2 separate regions of the Homo sapiens genome follow, and region 1 is linked to region 2. A link is a loop called in an ENCODE intact Hi-C map of the cell type or tissue named here. Cell type or tissue: heart right ventricle. All regions are shown on one strand. Each heading gives the region's core, and the rest is flanking DNA. Links, peaks and the distances in the headings are about the cores only.

What was found. A loop is a pair of places that touch in the nucleus more often than their neighbours do. Peaks named below come from ENCODE experiments on the same cell type or tissue, not always from the same donor. Only the 100,000 strongest peaks of a DNase experiment are listed, where the experiment ranks them.
Region 1: it touches region 2 in a loop (8-fold over the local background); 4 of 110 quality-filtered maps call a loop at or near these places.

The regions. Positions count from the first base shown.
Region 1 is chr2:86,741,975-86,753,619 of GRCh38, reverse strand. RMND5A (required for meiotic nuclear division 5 homolog A) reads right to left here. Exons shown (of 9, transcript NM_022780.4): 3 at 1,590-1,724; 4 at 62-162. Among named protein-coding and RNA genes, the nearest start is that of RNF103-CHMP3, 27 kb to the right of the region's middle. In heart right ventricle, for the core only: no CTCF peak of the experiment used is centred there; no DNase peak of the experiment used is centred there; H3K27ac peaks cover 1,936 bases.
Region 2 is chr2:86,681,981-86,693,625 of GRCh38, reverse strand. It overlaps RNF103-CHMP3 (RNF103-CHMP3 readthrough), which reads left to right. Exons shown (of 8, transcript NM_001198954.1): 2 at 5,301-5,394. Among named protein-coding and RNA genes, the nearest start is that of RMND5A, 32 kb to the left of the region's middle. In heart right ventricle, for the core only: no CTCF peak of the experiment used is centred there; no DNase peak of the experiment used is centred there.

The DNA.
Region 1 (11,645 bases), core at 2,080-10,079, 60 kb before region 2:
GATTGAGTTTTCTTACAGAGAGTTCTCAAAGTACTCAAAAGAAAGCAAACTCAATACTCACTCCAGAGCAGGTCTCAGAACTCTGACCTTTAATGCCTCTAATATTCTATTTAACTCCACAAATGGTTCCTTCTGACTTGGGTCTACAGAAAGACCAGATTCCTGGAAAAAGAAAGAAAGAAAGAACTTTTGTTAGCAGTAATCAGGGTAAGGAGCTAGTGGTAAAAGTATATTCTAGATTGTAAAATATGGGGCAAGCCATTAAAGATAATTCCCTATAGTAGAGACTGATGACTGCCCCCTAGTACATTCTTCCCCTCTTTTCCATAGTAGAATCCCCAAATTTCAGCAGGGTACATAAGCAAATGGAATAAAGCTGGGTATGGCTTTGTAAGACGTTAAGTTCTGACCAATGAAACATAAATATGCACTCTGCCCCTTTCTGGGATACAAAGGTATGGCTGGAGCTTTGGCTGCTATCCTGGACTCTGAAGACAGGAGACACCCTGGGAATAACAGAGGTACAAGGTGCTAAGTCCCTAAGAGTTTCACAATGCAGAGCTACCAAACATGCTGTGGACGTCTTACTACCGATTTCTGTGCAAGAAAAAAATTTCACTTTTGCTTAAGCCACTGTAATTGTGGGTCTTTTGTTACTTAAAAGCAAACAATCCTCAATGACAGTTTACTGCAGGAAATTACATGGACACATACACAAAATCCCTGTAAGGTACAGAGAAAAACCGAGTTATCATTTATCTGAATTGTTTAAAATAGAAAAGGCTTAGATTAGAGGTTTGGTTTACAGACTGATTTTAAACTAATTCTTTCGGTCCTTCATGTTTCCAAACAAAAATGCAACAGCACATGGTGGCTTAGAACGGAGTGTGAAGACATATGAATCAGGGACTGAATCCCAGTTCTTTCACAAAGAACCTGTTAAGGCCTCGGGCAACTTACTTCTCCAGACCTTAGATTTTTCATCTGTAGAATGGAAACAATAATTTTTACTTCATGGGATTGCAGCAAGGAATAAAGGCAGGGCTTGGCTTAAGGTAAGCACTCAATATATGGCAGCTACTACTATTATGACTACATGGTATTGGTAAACTGTTGTAGAGTTCTAACTCATGTGTGATAGAAATAAAAGACAAATGCTGCTAATGCGAAGTAAAAAATTTTAGCTGGAAATTCATTTGATAAAATCGTTTAAGCTGGGCTAGAACAGAAGAACAAACATCAATGTTTTTGTCCCTTTCCTCTTGTCTGCTATACTAACCTTCTATATCAAAAATGGACATGAAGAAAGAATATCGCTTTTGCGCCCTTTGATTCATGAACTGGGACTAACCTTCTGGGACAGGAACAAGAAAAAAATGATCTGGATAACAAGTTCTAGAACTATAATTTTTGCCACTTAAAAAATTCCCCAAAATACTCCTAGTAAAATGAGGTCATCTCTGATAATTTAAATATTAAAAATCTATCTATAGCTAGAGGAAGACTCAAAACCCCACCCTGCAAATACTATAAACTCCAAGGAGTTCCCTTGTTTCTTTTTCATATCCTCCCAGTTGGCACACTGTTACCTGACAGAGCTCCTCAGCCACATCCAGCATTCCTTGTCGAAAGAAGTGCTCCACCATCACCTCATTGAGAAGCCTTTGGCTGTCTGCCTGCCAGCAGCCATCTATTCCCACACTGCTAATGTCAGAATCAAAATTCTGGGGAAAAGAAAGAGAAAGGGAATCATAAATAGATTATTTTCACCCCACTTAACAGGAAAAAAATGGTCTTTGTTTCAGTCTGAGATACCCCAATAAGAACCCAACTGCAATTTATAGCGTCCCAAAGGAAGGAATTTTTCCACTGCTCCTTTCTAAAACTTGTCATGCTAGAAGAGTAAATAGGTATATTTTTAGATAATGTTTTTTTAAAGTAGATTTAATAATGGTGTCCATGAATAAAATAAAATCAAGCGAATGAACTGATTTCTAGGCATTATATGCAGCAATATTTTTAGAGGAATGCAATGATGACCTGTAAAAGCATGCCCACTGCAGCACTGTCTATAATGGGAGGGGAAAAAAGGAGAAAACACATATGCCTATCAACATAATAATCCATGGCACATCCCAACAACTGCAGTATTGAGGCTGAAAGTGGTTGTGGGGGCATGGCCAACTAGTTAAGAGAGTGGTTTATCTACACCTCTGGGTTTGCCTTTGAGCTATACATGCATGGTCCTGACTCTAAACAGCATACTACAGATTTTGAAAACTGAACTAGGGAATAGACCTAATTCCTAGGTCCCATATTGGCTACCAGGTGTTACACACACAGGACAAATCTAAATAACTGTAATGGCTTTAGAAACAAAACTAACACTGAAACTACAACCCAGAAAAGACTGGTTAGAACTTGTGGCCTGAATCCAACAAGGTTGATTGCCTGCTAAAACAAAAATACCAACACTCTCCACAGAACTTAAACAAGACCCAGAGTACTATAATACATATTCAAAATGTTCAAGATACTGCAAAATTACTTGGCATACAAAGAACCAAGAAAATCTCAACTCACATGGAAAAAGATGATCAACAGACACCAATGCCAACATGACAGAGATGCTGGAACCATCCAAAACTTTAGGGCAGTTATTATAAAAATACAAACAATCTTGAAACAAAGGGAGAGACTTAGCAAGGAAAAAGCTGATAGAGTAACCAAAATAAAAAATTCATTGGATGAATTTTTCAACAGCAGAAGCAAAGTGGCAGTGCAAAAAGTCAGTGAAAATCAATAGAATTCATCCAATCTGAACACCAGTTTAAAAAAAAAAAAAAAACAGAGCCTCAGGGACCTGTGGGAAAATTACAAAAGCTCTAACGTGTGTGTCATCGGAATACTAGGAGAAGAGAAACAGTATGGTACAGAAAAAAATAGTTGAAGAGTATTTCCCAAGTTTAGCAAAAGACATAAATCTCAGATTCTAGAAGGTCAGTGAACTCCAACATGGACAAATTCAAAGAAATCTGACCCAAACATCTCACATTCAAACTGTTAAAACTAAAGATAAAGCAAAAAATCTTGCAGGCAGCCAGAGAAAAGTGACATGTTACTTACAGGGGAACCATGATTCAAATGACTACAGATTTCTCAACAGAAACTATGGAGGCCAGAAAGAAGTGGCATGACATTTGTCAAGTACTGAAAGAAAATAACTGTCATCCTAGAATTCTATATCCAGTGAAAATATCCTTCAGGAATGAAGATGAAATAAAGACATTCTCAGACGGAGGGAAACTGAATTTACTGCCATCAGACTTGCTCTAAAAGTATTGCTAAAGTCTTCAGACAGAAGAAAATGACACCAGAAGGAACATGAAACATCAAGAGTGAAAGAAGAGCAAACGTACATCACAGTGTGAAAGCTTTCCCAGCCTAATTCCACTTCAGCACCCTTTATCTTTCATAGGCATTGCTCCCTAATAAATGTTTTGCATTTCTTTTTAAAAATATATAAACTTAACTAGACAAGGCCATTTAGATTTAACTAAAATTGCAATCCTAGTCAACCACTGCTTAAATATACAGTCCAACCAATATGGGATTATTTTACATGATGTACAAGAACAGGTAGTAAGTAACCAGCAACAGCAACTGCAAACAACCCACTATTTACAATCACAATGCAGGAGTGCTTTTCTCCAAAATTAAGCACATTTTTCTCCCTATAAACAGCTATCTACCCTATCTCTAGATGTGAAAACAGTAGCCTAAAACTGAATACATACATTAAGGTTTGGAATCACTCAAGACAAAACAAACACAAAAAACCAAGAATATTGTCAGTCTTAATTTTTATTCATTTCCTTTTCACAGACATTTTTCTTAGCCAAGTATTTAACCTAAAGAATAGAAATAACGGGGTGGGCATGATGGCTCACTCCTGTAATCCCAGCACTTTGGGAGGCCGAGGTGGGAGGATCACCTGAAGTCAGGAGTTCAAGACCAACCTGGCCAACATGGTGAAACCTCGTCTCTACTAAAAATACAAAATTAGCTGGGCGTGGTGGTGGGTGCCTGTGATCCCATCTACTTGGGAGGCTGAGGAAGGAGAATCGCTTGAACCCAGGGAGGCAGAGGTTGCAGTGAGCCGAGATCACGCCATTGCACTCCAGCCTGAGAGACAGAGCAAGACTCCATCTCAAAAAAAAAAAGAAAGAAAAAGAAATAATACAAAGTACCTAGATGCTAAAGCAAGAGCATCCATGCATATAATGAAAAAACTGTTAACTAGCACTGAAGAACCACAACTGCTTGTATAAGATTATGTTTAATTTCTATTTATCAGATTCTGCCTGTTGAGAGCTAATTTTATAACAGTTCATCAGTATTTTTAAGTAAATTATTTTATCTTTATGCTGTCTATGACAACTACAACACCGGAGATGGTACTGCTTTCTGTCTCTTCTGGAGTAGAGCTCAGAGGCTGATCAACGCTGTTCTCTCCCAAATTCCACTTCCCAAAGGGCCATTCAAATGCATAAAGGAATGGGTTTCTAAAGATCTGAAGATGAGTTTATTACAAACTCAGGAACCTGCCCATAACTCTCTAAATGTCTAAATGCACAGTATAAGGAAAGAATAGAGAGATGAATTAAGAAAGTTCTCTCACTAACTTATCAACTGCATTAAATCCAAATACAACCTTCAGGTTTCTACTTATTCATTTAATGATTTTTCCCCAAACAACAAATTTATTAGTACCTATTCCTTAGGGAAAAATAAAACAACGCTGGAAGACACGCTGGTCAGCTCAAAGCACAGATCATGTTGAAACAATTTTATCCGGTAATATATATATTAGGTCAGAATTTTAATAAGCTACCATCTGACAGTACTTGCTCAGATCAAACAAAATAATCCCTTCAATTCTTTCCTTAATATACATATTAAAAGTAAATATTCATCAACTAGAAAATTACAAAAAGAGTCTAATATTTAAACAATTTTCTTTGGGTTTGCTACAAAGTTTTACAACAATGCCCTATGTGTATCTCTATTTTCTTAAGGCTTACTATGGTCACTACTACATAGGTAAGAAAAGTCAAACACCCTTACACTCAAAATCTAACTACATTCAAGCTCGTAACTTATTTGCTGCTCTTGGAAAAGAAGCATGAATAAGCAATGCATTCGATTGTTTTCTGGACACTTCTGAGCTCCCTTCTACCATTCTGATTTTCCAGTATAAACTACTGAGGTAGATAAGTAAACTTCCATAGCTTATTTTCTGGTCACATGCATTAAAAATTAAAGCTAAGATTATAAAATATATAGAGGTTGAGGAAATGCAATACACTGTCAAACTCCTTTTGTTATAACTGCAGGTTCTTACTCACTGTTGCATCAGAGCTAGCATTAGTTCCAGCTTCTGTTGCTAGGTAACCAAGCTCATTTGCATGGCTGTCCAGAAAATCCACAGCACTGCAAACCAGCCAAGAGGTGGCTAATGAAGAGAAATACCATCTATAATTAACATCTTCTGTCTTACTATACTTTTTCTTTTCATATTTTTTAAGCAAAGAAAAGCTTTGGCATCCTGTTCTTAATTGGGAAGAAAGGATCCAAACAAGAACCAAAAGCAAAAAAGCACACATCCAAGGGTGTGTCCATCCGGAGAGGATGTTCTGACTTGGAAGGAGAAATCCAGGACATACTAAATCTAGAAGCTGAGGCAGAAGAGGAGTAAATAACTTTGATACAACATCATTATGAAAGTGTGCGATCTAAACAGGCCGTATCATGCCGTATCATGAATACACAAATCAGTCGGAAATGGCTTTCACTGTTTACCGTCAAAAACCCATCCGTTTCTCAAATATATTTTATAAAATTATAATGACTGAGCAGACAGTGGTCACAATATATATAAAACTCAGTATTTAATTCCTAAGTACCAATTCCCTAATAGTATTAACATGTATTTTGAAACTTCTCCATCTACTTTGAAGAAAAATTAGTGTATGAACCAACAAAATGTGCTATTGTTGCACCTACCAGGAATTAATTTCCCTTTTAAGCATCCAGTTAATCTGGTTTAGCAGTGAGAGGCAGACAGCAAAGGATACTTAACAGAGTAAGAAGACCTGGATTCTGGTTCTCCTCAGACTAACAGACGATAGCTACTTCGCATACAAACCACACAAGATTAGTATTCAGAAGAGTTTGAAACAAACACACACCTCTCAATAAGAAAGATAACTTAACAGAAAAAATGGACAGAACATGAAATGCACAAATGGGAAATTCCTAATGTTAAACATGAGAAGATGCCCCACCTTCAAGATGGTCAAAGAAAGGCAAAATTAGTACAACTAGATACTACTTCACACCCATCTGATTAATCTTTAAACATTTGAAGTCTGATAATACCAGGTATAGGTGAGAAATGAGGAAGCAGGAAGTGTTATAGGTGTTTGGTAGGGCTGTAAATTGGTATAAACCCTTCAGGGGAAAATTTTACAATACCTAGTAAAGCTGATAATGAGGCACCTGTCCTATGATGAAATAATCCATATTTAGGCATATACCAGATAGCAGTGCTTTACAAACCAAGGGCTGGAAAATAAACTTGGTAGTGTGTCATAATCAGCATTTTGTAGATGCATTTTTTGATGTAGACATTCCATATTCTCCTTACGGTATTTATACCTCTTCTTTGGTTATCAACATTAAGAGAAAGGTAGATTCACACTGTTATGTTATTGCTTTATTTAAAAAATGAGGGAGTAACGTGCCAAACCACTCTGCCAGGCCTTTCTGTCACATTTGCATCCCTATCCCTCCACTATTAGTTATCTGCCTTTCTGTGGCTATTTTATTAATTCTTCCAAGGATGATATGTATCTCTTACCATTCTATGGAAAGGAGAGAAATTCATATGTAGAGTGGGTGCCCTCAGGGCACTAGAGATGAATTCTCTCAAGGAACTCCAGTTGAGAAAGGTTCCTCCAAGTCTTAAAATCTGGGTTTTAATCCCAACTCTGTGACTTCAGGCAGGTTACTTACAAATCTAAGTTTTCACATCTGTATCTAGAGACAATAATCTCGACCTTACAAGTCTTTGGTGAAGATAAAGGTAAATAATGTACATGAAAACCTCTATGAGTATCCATCCATCAGTAAACCTTTAATACACAGTAGCTGAATCTGAGAGCCAGGCCAAACCTAACCAAAGCTGAATCTGAGGGCCAGGTTGCCACCAAACCTTCTGCTTCTGTATTTAAAAGAATCCTTATTAGAAAATATAAACAAAAACAAATACACGAAAGCATGCAGAGATATTAATATTCATTAATTTAAAAGCACTTAAATGCAATTGCAGACTGGATTAGCTAGCACAGTTTAATGGATATTAAGTCCTTTTGTCCCTCTCTACCCAACACACAGACCTTGTTTATCACATACCAACATAAAAGGCAGTTCTGGACTGCTCACCCAGAACTATCTTAAAATATTCTATATGTCATTTTTTTATACCATTACTCCATTCACTCCTTAATACAGTCAGCATTTTGCCTCACCAATGTAGATACTCCACCCAGTGGCAAAAGATCTGTTTAGATAATGAGGTTTAAAATTTTTTTTAACTATTATTGTTCCCCTTCAACATTACCAGCTCTGCAATGGCCTCAGTGATTTCCTAGTACAGCACAGTGTTTAAGAACAGATTCTTGAGTAAAAACTTTTTCCAAACCTTGATCCACTACTTCCAAATTATATACCTGGGTATTGAGTCTCAGTTTCCTCATATATAAAATGGGAATAATGTCCCTGCATCATGGGATAGATATAAATGTATGTAAAGCACTTAGCTCACTATCTGGAACATGGTCAACACTCAATATGTGATAGCTATTATCCTCCTACCTATGACTACTATTTAGTCTGTTTTCATCCTACTTAATGAGGTCAAGTAAATCCTCAACTGCTTTCATCATCTGATCAAATCCACACCTCTCAGGCCTTCCATCATTTACCTTTCCCTATTCCCAACAGGAGCAGTCACTCTAATCAAGTCAATCTTGAAGCATCTTAAACATGAGTCAGGCATATTCTCAGTTGCTGTTTTGCCCTTTCCGAGCCTCAAGGAAAAATCTCATCTCACTGTTCTGCTGCTCTAAATCTTACCCACTCTTCCAAGTCAAATTTAAGATAGCAACTACCTTTACTTTATAATAAGCAGTGTCTATTCCATGCAAACTTCTTTCATGTAGCCTCAGAATTTTTCCAGTTATTTTACATATACAAAACAGCAATCTTATAAAGGACATGTAGTATGTGGTCAGCTTTTAATTATACCACATCAGATTTGAGATATTAAAATCTTTAGTACTATTTAACACATATGCACACATACCTAGAAGTCTAAAGCAATAATCATTTTTATTGACTTTTCTTAGGAAGTAAACTTTAAAAGTCAATTGACTAAATAAAATACTGAATAAAATACCCTAAACTGGACTGAATTCTAGATTATCTAAAAATGGGAGAGGAAATCAAGAACAGCCCAAATACATTATTTTTACTAAAAAAAAAAAAATTGTCACAGAACAAATATTATTTATTTTAAATAAATAATGGGCCAGGCACAGTGGCTCACACCAATAATCCCAACAATGGGAGGCCAGGAGTTCAAGACTATCCTGGGCAACACTGCAAGACCACATCTCTACGCAAAAATGAAAAAAATTAACTGGGCATGGTAGCAAGCGCATGTAGGCCCAGCTACTTGTCTGGGACTTGGATGCTGAGGTGGGAGGACCACTCGAGCCCAGGGAGGTCAAGGCTGTAGTGAGCTGTGATGGTGTCACTGCACTCCAGCCTAGGCAACAGAGCGAGACTCTGTTCATAATAATTAAAAGCCAAACAATATCTTGGCTACCACCACCAGAAACTTCTATTCTGCTTATATTTTCAGAGACATGATAGGTAGGGAACTTTAAAACATAAGTATTAAAATATAAAAGGAAAAATACCACTGAGCATGACTAAAATTTACTAATGTTTCTCACTCAAAACCAGCCTGCTCATACAGGAGCCACTGGCTTCTTTGTCCTCATCCTGTAAGGGTGGGAGCATGTGTCCATAAAGTGGTACTCACAGGCTGATGGACATTCCAGTTTATTACTCAGGTCTGTTTGGCATGGTTCTTAAAAGCCTTATGCCACACTGGATTCAGCTTTATCCTGTTTGGTCACCACCAATCAGGTCCACCCAGCCTTTACAACAGGCTGCCCAGAGCTTACACAACTACCAGGTTCAAATTAAAAGAGCTCCTGGAGGACTTAACAAGTCAATGCAGTCTTATGTGAAACAGCCTACACGGAATTCCTGATGTATGTGAGAAGCCCATTCACAACGTCTAGGTACTTCTATTGGGGAAACAGCTTCCTCTTCAGCTGAGGCCAAGTAGATGCCAAAAATACGGGGAGAGTGTGTACTGAAAGATACTAGGGAACTGAGCTAAAAGATCCAGGCTTTCCTCTGTGGTGGCAGACTACAGTACCACAAACACTATTCAGTGTCAGCTAAATAATATAGTATGTATGTATGTATTTTTTTTTTTTTTTTGAGATGGAGTCTCGCTCTGTTGCCCAGACTGGAGTGCAGTGGTGCAATCTCGACTCACTGCAACCTCCGCCTCCCAGGTTCAAGCGATTCTCCTCCCTCAGCCTCCCAAGTAACTGGGATTAGAGGAATGTGCCTAATTTTTTTTTGTATTTTTAGTAGAGATGGGAGTTTGCCATATTGGCCAAGCTAGTCTCGAACTCCTCACCTCAGGTGATCCGCCTGCCTCGGCCTCCCAAAGTGCTGGGATTACAAGTGTGAGCCACCACGCCCAGCCGACTAAATAATATAGTTTCATATGACGAATGAGAAGAATCCAGAATCCAGGTCACCTAGAACCAAAACTACTTTCACAGGAACATGAAACAATTTTTTGGGCTGGGCACTACTCAGGAGGCTGAGGCAGGAGAATCGCTTGAACCTGGGAGGCAGAGTTTGCAGTGAGCTGAGATGGTGCCACTGCACTCCAGCTTGGGCAAAAAGAGTGAGAGTCCTTCTCAAAACAAAAACAGAAACAAAAACAAAAACCAAAAACACCCCAATTTTTTTGAAAGAAACTGTATAAGAATTACTTGAAAAAGTCCTTATAACTTCCAAGGGCATAAAAAAAAAAAAAGTCCTCAAAAGAGCAATGAGTAAATTAAAATATGTGATTAGGAATCTTTACCATGAACACATCCCCCTGCCCAAATAAGCCAGAATGTAGATTATTCATTATAAATGTGTTCCCTTGATATCCACTTCCAAAAAGATACTTCCATGTTTGGCACCAAGTACATCCAGATAATGTTTTGCCTTAAAGATTAGTCAAAATATCTGACAACCCTTATGAATATCTATAAAGACCTGCTAGGTCTGGAGTAAGAGATGCTCAGCCAGGCACCAGGAGCAAGCAGGACAAGAGCAGAAGAAGATTCTGATCATCATGACAGGACAAAAAACATAAACTAGGAAACAGGGACATACATGGCATATATGGTCAGCCTACCAGCTGCAGAAAGCATAATTGGTGAATTATTTGCCCAACTGCTCCAGATCCTGGTCAGTAGCCCACACACTAGAATTATAGTTGCTGAGCCCATCCCCCCTTATTCCAAGAATCTCTGATTGGCTGCCTTGGAAGCTTTAGCTCTTCTCACTGTCATACCACCTTTGGTTCTACTGTCCAAATGCTGACCTTCTGTTATAACTGCAGGCAGCCTGGTGGTCAAGCAGATGTCCCCAAGAACTTCCTGGGGTTCTCTCTGAACTTTGAGCCATTTAGAATCACCAGGATGCCTTGGTCACTGTCAACATCAAAATGTGAATCTTCTTAGACACCACCAGTAGTTACTGTACCTCTAGAGGAACTGAGGGTTCTTCACCCACAAATGAAGACCATCTCTAAAGTGCCCCATCACATTCTAGAAGGATACAGCTGCTGGAAGAAAATAAAGTGTCCCACCACCACTCCCACAGTTCTTAAGCTCATACACACCAACAACCACTCCAGGAACCAACTGAAGACTTCAAATATCATAGTACCAGAGAGGGTTGATGCCAAACCCACTTCTAAAACTGTGTTCACTCTCTTGGAGTTACCAAACAGGCTTCACAACCTCAAAGCCATTTCACAATCTCCCCAAAGTCTCAATCTCCCCACAATCTCCCCAGTCACAATCTCCCCAGAGTCTGCCTTCCCAGACTTTGCTGGTGACTGCCATCACTGACATAACAACGTGGCTGGAACCCTGCTGCTGCCAAAACCACCCTCCGACTCTCTGGCCAAGTCAAACCCCTCACACCACTATGGGAGTAGTGAGAACTTTCTGAAAGGCCACTAACACTTCTGTAAGCCACAACTACCAAAACAAGTCCTCTGAGCCCATGCCACTCACAGTCTTGTCATACCACACCTACCAGTGAACAGTATTGCCTTATAAGCATATAGTTCTGACTCAAGCAGCGTCAAGCCTAGCCTTTTCACAGGATAATTTCTAACAGTTGGGTCTACCCATGAGTTACAC
Region 2 (11,645 bases), core at 2,341-10,340:
ATTTGGGGACAGTTGACATCTTAATGTTGAGTCTTCCAATCCATGAACAAAGTGTGTTTCTCCATTTAGGTCTTCTTTAATTTCTTTTGGCAATATTTTGTAGTTTTCAGTCATCATTAAGTATTTAATTTTTTATGCAATCATATGTGTGGCTTTTAAATTTTTTTCAGTTTCAAATTGTTCTTCAATAGTGTATGGAAATACAATTGAATTTTGTATTTTGACCTTGTATCCTATAACCTTGTTAAACCTACTTCTAATCACTTGTCACTTCTAACATCTACCTGTTTTGCAAATTCCTTTGAATTTTCCGTAATGATCATGTTGTCTTCAAATAATAACAATTTTACTTCTTCCTTTTCAGTCTGGATGCCCTTTACTTCTTTTTCTTGTCTGATTGCACTGGTTGTAATCTCCAGTGCCATATTGAATAGCAGTGGTGAAAATAAACATCCTTATCTGTTCCTGATGTTAGGAAGAAAGCATTTAGGTTTTTGCTAGTAGGTATAATGGTAACTGTAATTTTTTTAGATGCCCTTTATCAAGTTCAGGATGTTCTAATAGTAATTTGCTTAGAGTTTTTATCAGAAATTGTTGTTGAGTTTTGCTAAATGAATTTTCTTCATCTATTGAGAAGATCATATGTTTTTTCTTTTTGGCTTGTTAATATAGGAAATTACATTGATTGGTTTTTGGTTTTTGTTTGTTTGTTTTTAAGAGACAGCTTCTCACTGTCACCCAAGCTGGAGTGCAGTAGTGAAATCATGGCTTACTGCACTTTTGACCTCCCTGGCTCAAGTGATCCTCCCACTTCAGCCTCCCAAGTACCTAGGACTATAGGCAAGTGCCAGCACAGCTGGCTTTTTTTTATTTTATTTTATTTTTTGGTCAAGACAGGGGCTCATTATGTTGCCCAGGCTGTTCTTGAACTCTTGGGCTGAAGTGATCCCCCTGTCTTGGCCTCCCAAAGTGCTAGAATTACAGGCATGAGCCACTGCACCTGGCCTTGATTGGCTTCTGGATTTCAAACCAGCCTTGCATTCTTAGAATAAACCCCACTTTGGTCATGATGCATTATCCTTTTTTTTTTTTTTTTTTTTTTTTTTTGAGATGGAGTCTCACTCTGTGACCCAGGCTGGAGTGCTGTGGCACCATCTTGGCTCACTGCAACCTCCACCTTGTGGGTTCAAGCAATTCTTCTGCCTCAGCCTCCCGAGTAGCTGGGACTACAAGCGTGAGCCACCATGTCCGGCTAATTTTTTTTGTATTTTTGGTAAAGATGGGGTGTCACCACATTGGCCAGGCTGGTTTTGAACTCCTGACCTCATGATCCATCCACCTCAGCCTCCAAAAGTGTTGGGATTACAGGCGTGAGCCACCCTTCCCAGCCACATTATCCTTTTTATATATTGTTGAATTAAATTTGCTAATATTTTGTTTAGAATTTTTGCATCTGTGCTCATGAGGAATATTGGTCTGTAGTTTGCTTTTCTTTGTCTGCTTTTTGGTATCAGGTTAATCCTTCATTTATGGAATTCATTGCAATATTCCCTACTTTTCAATTTTCTAAAAGAATTTCAGTAGAATTAGTCTTATTTTATTTTTGTGATTTTGTAGACTTCATCAGAGCAGCAAGCCATCTGGATATGGAGTCTTTTGTGACAAAGCCTTTAACTACAAATTAAATGTTTAAAATAAGTATAGGACTATTTAGGCTATTTCCGCTTGAGTGAGCTTTGGTATTTTGTTCCTTTCAAAGAATTTGCTCTAACTTGTTGAATTCGTTGGTGTAGAGTCATTCATAATATTCCATTATTATCTTTTAATATCTGTATAACTTGCAGTGATGTTGCATCCCACATTACTGATATTGTTAATTTGCATCTTCTATCTTTTTTTCCTAATCACCTTAGCTAGAGGTCTATTAATTTTATTGATTTATTTTTTCAAAGAAGCAGTTTTGGTTTCACAGACTTTTGCTGTTGTTTTTCTGATTTTTATTTCATTATTTTTGCTGTAATCTTTATTATTTTCTTTTTTCTGTGCATGTTGAGTTTAATCTTCTTTTTCTGGTGTCTTAACATGGAAGCTGAAGTCACTGATTTGAGACCTTTTTTTCTATTCTAACATAAGTGTTTTGTGTTGTAAAATTTTCCTTAAGTGCTGCTTCAAGGGCATCCCAGACATTTTGATATATTGGATTTTCATTTTCACTCCATTTAAAATACTCTCATTTCTCTTTCGATTTCTTCTTGGCCCACTGATTATTTAGAAGTCTGTTATTTAGTTCCCTAATATTTGGGGTCTACCCAGCAATTTTTCAGCAGTCATTGATTTCTAATTTATTTCCATCGTTGTCAGAGAACATACTATACGTGACTTAAATTCTTTTTAGCTTATTGACACTTGCTTTATGGCCCAAAATATGCTATATTTTAATAAATATTCCCATTGTCACTTGAAAAGAATTTACATTCTGTTGTTGTGGGGTGGAATGGTCAATAAATCTTAATCAAATGAGGTTAGTTGGTAGTGTTAATGATAAAATTCTATGACTGGAACAGTAGCTTCCAAAGTGGGTGTATGCATCCCTAAATGTATGAAAAATGATTTATTGAGGTACAGAAAGAAATTATTAAAATTAGGCCAGGTGTGGTGTCTTACATCTGTAATCCTGGCACTTTGGTTGGCCAAAGTGGGAAGATCACTGAGCCCAAGAGTTCAAGACCAGCCTGGACAACATAGTGAGACCCTATCTCTACAAAATATTTTAAAAATTTTAAAATAAGAATTAGCCGGGCATGGTGGCACATGCCTGTAGTCCCAGCTACTCAAGAGCCTGAGCCAGGAAGATCTCTTAAGTCCAGGAGGTCGAGGCAGCAGTGAGCTGCAATCATGCCACTATGCTCCAGCTTTGATGACACAGCAAGACTCTGTCTCAAAAAAAAAGAAATTATTGAAATTTTATATATATATAATTTAATGTATTATGTATATAATTTGCTAAAATTATATATAATTATTAAAATGAAAAGTATATTTATAGATAGTATCATATACTTTTTATTTTTTGTATATTGTTACAAATTACAGTGTATTTGCTACAGGATGTCATGAACATGATTAATATTTTTAAAATTCTAAGTGATAGACTCTATACAGTACTTTGTACTGAGATGAGGAGATACTATGCAATTTTTTTTATCCCACAGGCAGGTTGACCAGCATAGTCTTTCTCCTCTGGAGGAGCTCTTGAAATAATTTCCAGGTCTCAGGGGACCTCTGTATAAAAATTATTTTATCTAAGCCCATAGTACATTAGCATGATCAGTAAGTTGTAGATATAACAATCCAATAATAATTGCCAATGCTCTTTTGAGTAGAGAATGATATCTTTTCCTGAAGATCTGTTTATTTTGGCTTACTTATTTGCCTATCTTTTTATGTGGTTCCTCCTCCCAAAAAAAGACATTATGTCTACTTCAATTTTTACCTTATCCAAGTAGGTCCCAAACTCTTATCACAAATTTCTACTAAATGAGATTCTACTGTGGTTGCTATGTCTTTTTAACCATCTGTCCCTGAAATAAAATCAGATAGTTAAGATTAGCTTACCTTTCTTGAAATGAATCTCCCTAGTGGCTTTTCATAAAATTTTAAAACTCATATAGTAAAAATAATACATTTTTGTTATACAGGCTTAAGACAAAATGAAATTTTTCTAAAGGTAGAAGGAGTTGATTTAATTTATATAAAGGTTGTAAATTGATTTTAATTAATGTTATTTACAACATGAAAATTTATTGAAAATGTTAAAAGAAAGTTAGTAAAACTGCAAAGAAAACAATATGAATAAAAATGGCCTAAGACTGTTTTAAGACAGTTTAAAAGCGTTTCCTTACTGAGTGACATGATCAGGCTGCCTGATACGGTTTGGATATTTGTTCCCTCCAAATTTCATGTTGAAATATGATAAAGTTGGAGGTGGGGCCTAATGGGAGGAGTTTGGATCATGGGAGCAGATCCCTCATGAATGGTTTGAGGCTGTCCTGGTGGTAATGAATGAGTTCTTGCTCTGTTAGTTTATACGAGAATTAGTTGTTTAAGAAAACACTGCCCTCCACCTTCTCTCCCTTTTCCTCTCTCACTTTGTGACATTCTGGGCCCCCTTCACCTTCAGCCATGATTGGAAGCTTCCTGAAGGCCTAGCCAGGAGCAGATGTTGGCATCATGCTTCTTGTATAGCCTGCAGAACCGTGAGCAAAATAAACCTCTTTATAAATTACCCAGCCTCAGGTATTCCTTTATGGCAACACAAAATGGACTAACACACTCCCATGTAGGCCTAGCAATTACAAAATTATTATATACATGTATTACTTTCTTGATCTCTTTAATTGGTCTATATAAAAGTATTAAAAGTGTATTAAACACTTTTTTTAAACTAAAACTAAAGAATGGACTCTACCCCTTAATTGAAACTTGTGCTTGTGTATTTGCTTGTCAAATACACAATTTTCAACATAAATATGACAATTTCAAATGCTTCTTAAAGAAGAAAAACCAGCCTGAGCAATATAAGGCGATCCTGCCTCCGCAAAAAAAAAAGAAAGAAAAATAGCCAGGTGTGATGGCATGCATGTGTTGTCTGAGCTACTCATGAGACTGAGGTGGGAGGATGGCCTGAGGCCGGGAAGTTGAGGCTGCAGTGAGCTCTGATCATGCCACTGCACCAGCCTGGGCAACAGAATGAGACCTTGTCTCAAAAAACAAAAACAAGAAAAAGTTTATTTACAAGTTTAAGAAGTTAAAAACCAACAAGGCATGGTGGCTCACGCCTGTAATCCCAGCACTTTGGGATGCCGAGATGGGAGGATCACCTAAGGTCAGGAGTTCGAGACCAGCCTGACCAACATGGAGAAATCCAAGTCTCTACTAAAAATACAAAATTAGTCGTGCATGGTGGCGCATGACTGTAATCCCAGCTACTCGGGAGGCTGAGGCAGGAGAATTGCTTGAACCCGGGAGGCAGAGGTTGCCAAAAGCCAAAATTGAGCCATTGCACTCCAGCCTGGGCAACAAGAGCAAAACTCCATCTCAAAAAAAAGAAGTTAAAAACCACCGAGGTGTTCGTTGCTTTCCCGTGAATATCAGAAAACTATTTTTTCATAGAAATCCAGTTTGTCAAGAGATAGATGAGTAAATCTCATCTTCAGTACATGATCAGACTGTAGCTCTATTTAAGAAAGTTGACTATTTTTGTCACATCATCCAGACTTTTAAAATTTCTTCTTTGACAGGCTTTGACACCAGCACCTCTCTATGAAGAAAAGAGTGTGTTGTGAACGAAGTCAGAATTTCCTGTGTTCCCTTTGCCGCTCCTGGAGTTCACTGGTGAGTCCTGTCAGTATAGATGCCCACATATTTCTTCCAGATCAGACCTTTTCATTCCAGATACAACGACAGAACATTAAATGCACCCGGGGCCGGGCACTGTGGCTCACGCCTGTAATTCCAGCACTTTGGGAGGCCGAGGCGGGCGGATCACCTGAGGTCAGCAGTTCAGACCAGCCTGACCAAAATGGAGAAACCTGTCTCTATTAAAAATACAAAATTAGCTGGGCGTCGTGGTGCATGCCTGTAATCCCAGCTACTTGGGAGGCTGAGGCAGGACAATCACTTGAACCCGGTAGGCGGAGGTTGCAGTGGGCCGAGATCGCGCCATTGCGCTCCGGCCTGGGTGACAGAGCGAGACTCCGTCTCAAAAAAAAAAAAAAAAAAAAAAAAAATTTATCCGGGATTTTGCTTGTTTGGGACAGCTCTTTGCACCAGAAAAAAAAAAAGTCTTGAAAACCACCTTGTTTAAAAATCTTACAAATGTTATGATATTAATTAGCCAGGTGTGGTGGCCTGTGCCTGTAGTCCCAGCTACTTGAGAGGCTGAGGCAGGAGAATCGCTTGGACCTGGGAGGCTGAGGTTGCAGTGAACGAGATCGCACCACTGCACTCCAGCCTGGGCAACAGAGCGAGATTCCATCTCAAACAACAACCACTAATGTTATAATATGACATTTATTGGTAAAATCTGTTGATTCATCAACCTACATAGAGAACCATTTGTTTCCGTTTATGGCATGTATCATCAATACGTTGACTAATGGTATTGAGAGAGAAAACTTTTCATTTTCGCATGCTACATCTTGTCCTAGTATTTTATGTTTGTTTGTTTTTAGAGACAGCATCTCGTTATGTTGCCCAAACTGGACTCAATCCTGGGCTCGAGCTGGCCCTAGCATTTTATTTACTCTAATTTAGGTTCTCATTACTGTGTGCATTTTCCTTTTCTGGACATTAAATAACTGCTACTAAATAGCTTGCTTCCTGAGGCTATTCACTGACTACGACTTTTTTTTGTTTGTTTGTTTTTTAACAAAAGCTTTACTGTCTTTCAATGTTCCAGTAACCACCGAAAATAATCTGCCCTTTTACTTGTCAAATGTCTGTGCTTTGGAGTTAAGAGTCTTTGCAGTTTTGCCAGAGCCATTGCTGGATGTGTAAGTTGTTTACCACAGACAATGCACAAAGGAATGGAACAATTTGGATTACCAGAGTTCCTTGTTGTCTGGTGTAGTAAAATGCTTCAAAGGATTAAAATTCTTGACTGGGCATGGTGGCTCTCATCTGTAATCCCAGCACTTTGGGAGGCTAACATGGTAGGATTGGTTGAGGCTAGTAGTTTGAAAACACCTGGGCAACATAGCAAGATCTCTTCTCTACAACAACAAGAAAATAACAAGGCATGGTGGCACATGCCTGTAGTCCTAGCTACTCTGAAGGCTAAGGCAGGAGGATCATTTGAGCCCAGGAGTTTGAGGCTACAGTGAGCTATAATTACACCGCTGCACTCTAGCCTGGGCGACAGAGTGAGACCCTATCCCCAAAATAAATAAATAAATAAATAAATAAATAAATAAATAAATAAATAAATATCGGTTAAAACTCTTCATCAACCCCATCAGAAGAGTCCATGGATCTAGGCCTATAATATTTTCTTCTGTCTCATACCTTGTCTTCAAAAATCACTGGATCACTAATAAAATATAAAATGGTAGAGCACAATAACAGCCACACGGGAAAAATTATTTACAAAATAAATGAAATTTTCGCTATACCAATTTAGTTCTAACCTATACAATCCATGCTTTCAGTGACCATTGCTTATGAATAAGTGAAATGAATGGACGCATGCTGTAAGGCGTGGGAGGGAGGCACTGGGAAAACCATTATAAGGTACTTGTACTGTGAAGCAGTACACTATTACTTTAAAGTGGGCTTGCATTAGTTATACATGTATATTAAAAATTTTAGGGAAACCACTAAAAAGAAATATAATTGATATGAGAGAAGAGAAAATGGAATCTTAAAATGCACAATTAAAACCAGAGAAGGCAAAAAAACAAAAACAAAAACAAAAACAGAGAAGGCAGAAAAAGAGTGGAAGATAAAAAAAGAAACAGAACAAAAGCAATGAATAGAAAAGTTTAAAATACAGTAGGTATTAATCCAATGATATCAATATTCACTTTAAATGTGAATGGCCTAAGTACACCAATTAAAAAAGACTGTCAGAGTGGTTAAAAAAAACAAGTCCCCACAAGATGAAAAAATTAGAAAAAAAAAGGCCTAACTAAATTTTGTTTAAAAGAAACCCATTTTAAATATAAAGATGCAAATAGAATAAAAATAAAAACTTAAAGAATTATGCCATGCTAATACTAGTCAAAAGAAAACCGGAGTTCTACATTAATTTCAGACAAAGAATTTAGCACAAGGGAAATTCTCAGGGATACAGAGGAGCAGTACAAGATTTTAAAAATCTCCAAGAAAATATAACAATCCTTAATGTGTACATACCTAACAAGAGTGTCAAAATACATGCAGTGAAACTGATAGAACTGCAAGGAGAAATTGATGAATACACTATAATACTTAGAGACTTCAACACCCCTCTATTAGTAGTTGACAGATCCAGTAGGCATGAAATCAGTAATTATATAGTTGAACTAAACATAAACAGCACCATCAATCAACTGAATCTAATTGACATTTATAAAATACTTCATCCAACAGCAACAAAATACACATTCTTCCCAAGCTCACATGGAACATTCACCAAGAGAGACCACATTCTGGGTGATAAAACAAATCTTGACAATGGGATTAAACTAGAAATAATAACAGAAAGATAGCTCGAAAATCCAAAAATATTTGGCAATTAAACTACACATTTCTAAATAATCAGTAGGTCAAGGAAGAAGCCTCAAGAGAAGTGAAATTTTAAAATATTTTAACTCAATAAAAATGAAATTATGACTTATCAAAATTTGTCAGATGCAGTGAAAGCAGTGCTTAAAGGAAAATTTATACCATTAAATGCTTATATAGGAAAATAAAAAAGACCTAAAATTAATCACTTAAGTTTCTGTCTCAGGAAACTAGAAAAGGAGGTGCAAATTGGCCAGGCGTCATGGCTGATGCCTGTAATCCTAGCACTTTGGGAGGCTGAGGCTGGGGGATCACCTGAGGTCGGGAATTCGAGACCAGCCTGACCAACATGGAGGAACCCCGTCTCTACTAAAAAAAATACAAAATAGGCAGAGCGCGGTGGCTCACCACTGTAACCCCAGCACTTTGGGAGGCCGAGGCAGGAGGATGACAAGGTCAGGAGTTTGAGACCAGCCTGGCCCAGATGGTGAAACCCTGTCTCTACTAAAAATACAAAAAAATTAGCTGGGCACAGTGGTAGGCACCTGCAGTCCCAGCTACTCGGGAGGCTGAGACAGGAGAATCGCTTGAACCCTGGGAGGTGGAGGTTGCAGTAAACCGAGATCGTGCCACTGCACTCTAGCCTGGGCAACAGAGCAAGAATCCATCTCAAAAAAAAAAAATTAGCCAGGCTTGGTGGCACATGCCTGTAATCCCAGCTACTCGGGAGGCTGAGGCAGGAAAATCACTTGAACCTGGGAGGCAGAGGTTGCGGTGAGCTGAGATCGCACCATTGCACTACAGTCTGGGCAACAAGAGCAAAATGCCAAAAAAAAAAAAAAAAAAAAAAAGGAAGGAAGGGAGGGAGGAAGGAAGAAAAGGAGGAGTAAATTAAATTAAACATAAGCAGAAAAAGAGAAATTATAAAAATCAGGGCAGAAAACATCGAAATTGAAAACAGGAAATCAATAGAAAAAGAATCAATCAACCCAAAACTGTTTCTTTGCAAAGATCAGTGAAATTTATAAATCTTTACTCAAACTAATGAATAAAAATAGGAGACACAAATTACTAATATCAGAAATGAAAGAAGGCATATCACTATGAACATTAAAAGCGTAATAAAAGAATGTGATAAATAATTATATGCCCACAAATTTGATAATCTAGATGAAGTAGACCAGTTCCTTAAAAGACAATCTACCGAAACTCTCACAAGGAGAAATAGATGATATAAATAGGCCTGTATCTACTAAATAAATTGAATCAATAATTAATAACTTTCCAAGACAGAATGTACCAGGCTCAGATGGATTCACTGGTGAATTCTACCAAATATTTAAGAAGTAAATTATAACAATTCTCTATAGTCTCTTCCAGGAAATAGAAGCAGAGGGAATACATTCTAACATTCTTTGAGGACAGCATTACCCTAATACTAAAACCAAAGATATTACAAGAAAAAACAACTACAGACCAATATCTCTCATGAATATAGATACAAAAGTCCTCAACAAAATATTAACAAATAAAATTCAACAAATCTAAAAAGAATTATACACCATGACCAAGTGGGATTTATTTTAGGTATACAAGACTAATATGCAAAATCAATTAATATGACTACATTTGATCTTAGCCAAAAGGCTGAGAAGAGATGAATTAATGTAAGTTATTACACCAAGACACTAAAGAAGATAAATCATATGATCAAATACAGAAAGAGAATTTGACAAAATCCATCACCCATTCATCATAAAAACTCTCAGCAAACTAGGAGTAGAGGGGGACTTCCTCAGTTTGATAAAGAACATCTACAAAAACCCCTACAGCTAATGTCATAGGTACTGATGATGCTTTCTTCCTAAAATTAGGAGCTACACAAAAGAGTATACTTTCACCAGTCTTATTCAACATCATTCTGAGAGTCATGGCTAACACAATAAGACAAGACAAGGAAATAAAAGATATACAGATTGGCCAGTCGCGGTGGCTCACGCCTGTAATCCCAACACTTTGGGAGGCTGAGGTGGGTGGATTGCCTGAGCTCAGGAGTTCGAGACCAGCCTGGGCAACATGGTGAAACCCCGTCTCTACTGAAATACAAAAAAATTAGCCGGGCATGACGGTGTGTGCCTATAATCCCAGCTACTCGGGAGGCTGAGACAGGAGAATCACTTGAACCCAGGAGGCAGAGGTTGCAGTGAGCCGAGATCACCCCACTGCACTCCAGCCTGGGCAACAGAGTAAGACTCCGTCTCAAAAAAAAACGAAAGATATACAGATCAAGAAGGAAGAAATAAAACTGTCTTTGTTTACAGATGATGATTTTCTATGTAGAAAATCCCAAAGAATTGACAAAACAAACAAAAAAGGCAACTAATTCCTGGAGCTGATACGCACTTATAGCAAAGTTGTAGGATACAAGGTTAATATACAAAGTCAGTTGCTTTCCTCTATACCAGCAATGACCTATTGGAATTTGAAATTGATAACACATCTTCAGTAGCGTCCTTAGCTTAAGAAAGAAAATAAAAAATAAAAATAAAGACACAACATCATTTACATTAGCACCCTGAAAGAAAAAGAGAAATACTTAGGTATAAATTTAGCAAAATATGTACAAGAGCTATATAAGGAACACTATTAAACTGTCATGAAAGAATCATGGATAGGAAACTCAATATTGTTAAAATGTCAGTTCTTTACAACATGATCTATACATTTAACGCAATACCAATAAAAATTACAAGTCGTTTTGTAGATATTGACTAACAGATTCTAAGGTTAATATGGAAAAGCAAAAGACCCAGAATAGCCAACACAATATTGACGAGAAAAAGTCAGAGAACTGACGCTGCAAAACTTCAAGACTTACTGTACAGTAATCAAGACAGTGTGGTATTGGTGAAAGAATAGACAAATAGATTAATGGAACAGAATAGAGAGGCCAGAAAGAAACACACAAATATAGCCAACTGATCTTTGACAGACAAGCAAAGGCAATTCAACGAAGAAAGGACAGTCTTCAGCAAATGATACTGAAACAATTGGACATTCACATGGGAAAAAAATGAATGTAGACACATGCCTTACATCTTTCACAAAAATTAACTCAAAATGGATCATAGTAAAATGTACTATGTAAAATGCAAAACTATAAAACTTCATGTAAAATGCAAAACTACATGTAAAATGCAAAACTATAAAACTTCTAATGTAAGGCATTAATAATAGGGGAAATGAGGACCAAAGTGGGTGCAGAGAGAAGGGAAGAATATGAGAGTTCCCTGTACTTTCTGCTCAGCTTTTCTGTAAAACTAAAACTGCTTTAAAAAAAATTAAGCCTATCAATTATTGTAAAACTAAAACTGCTTTAA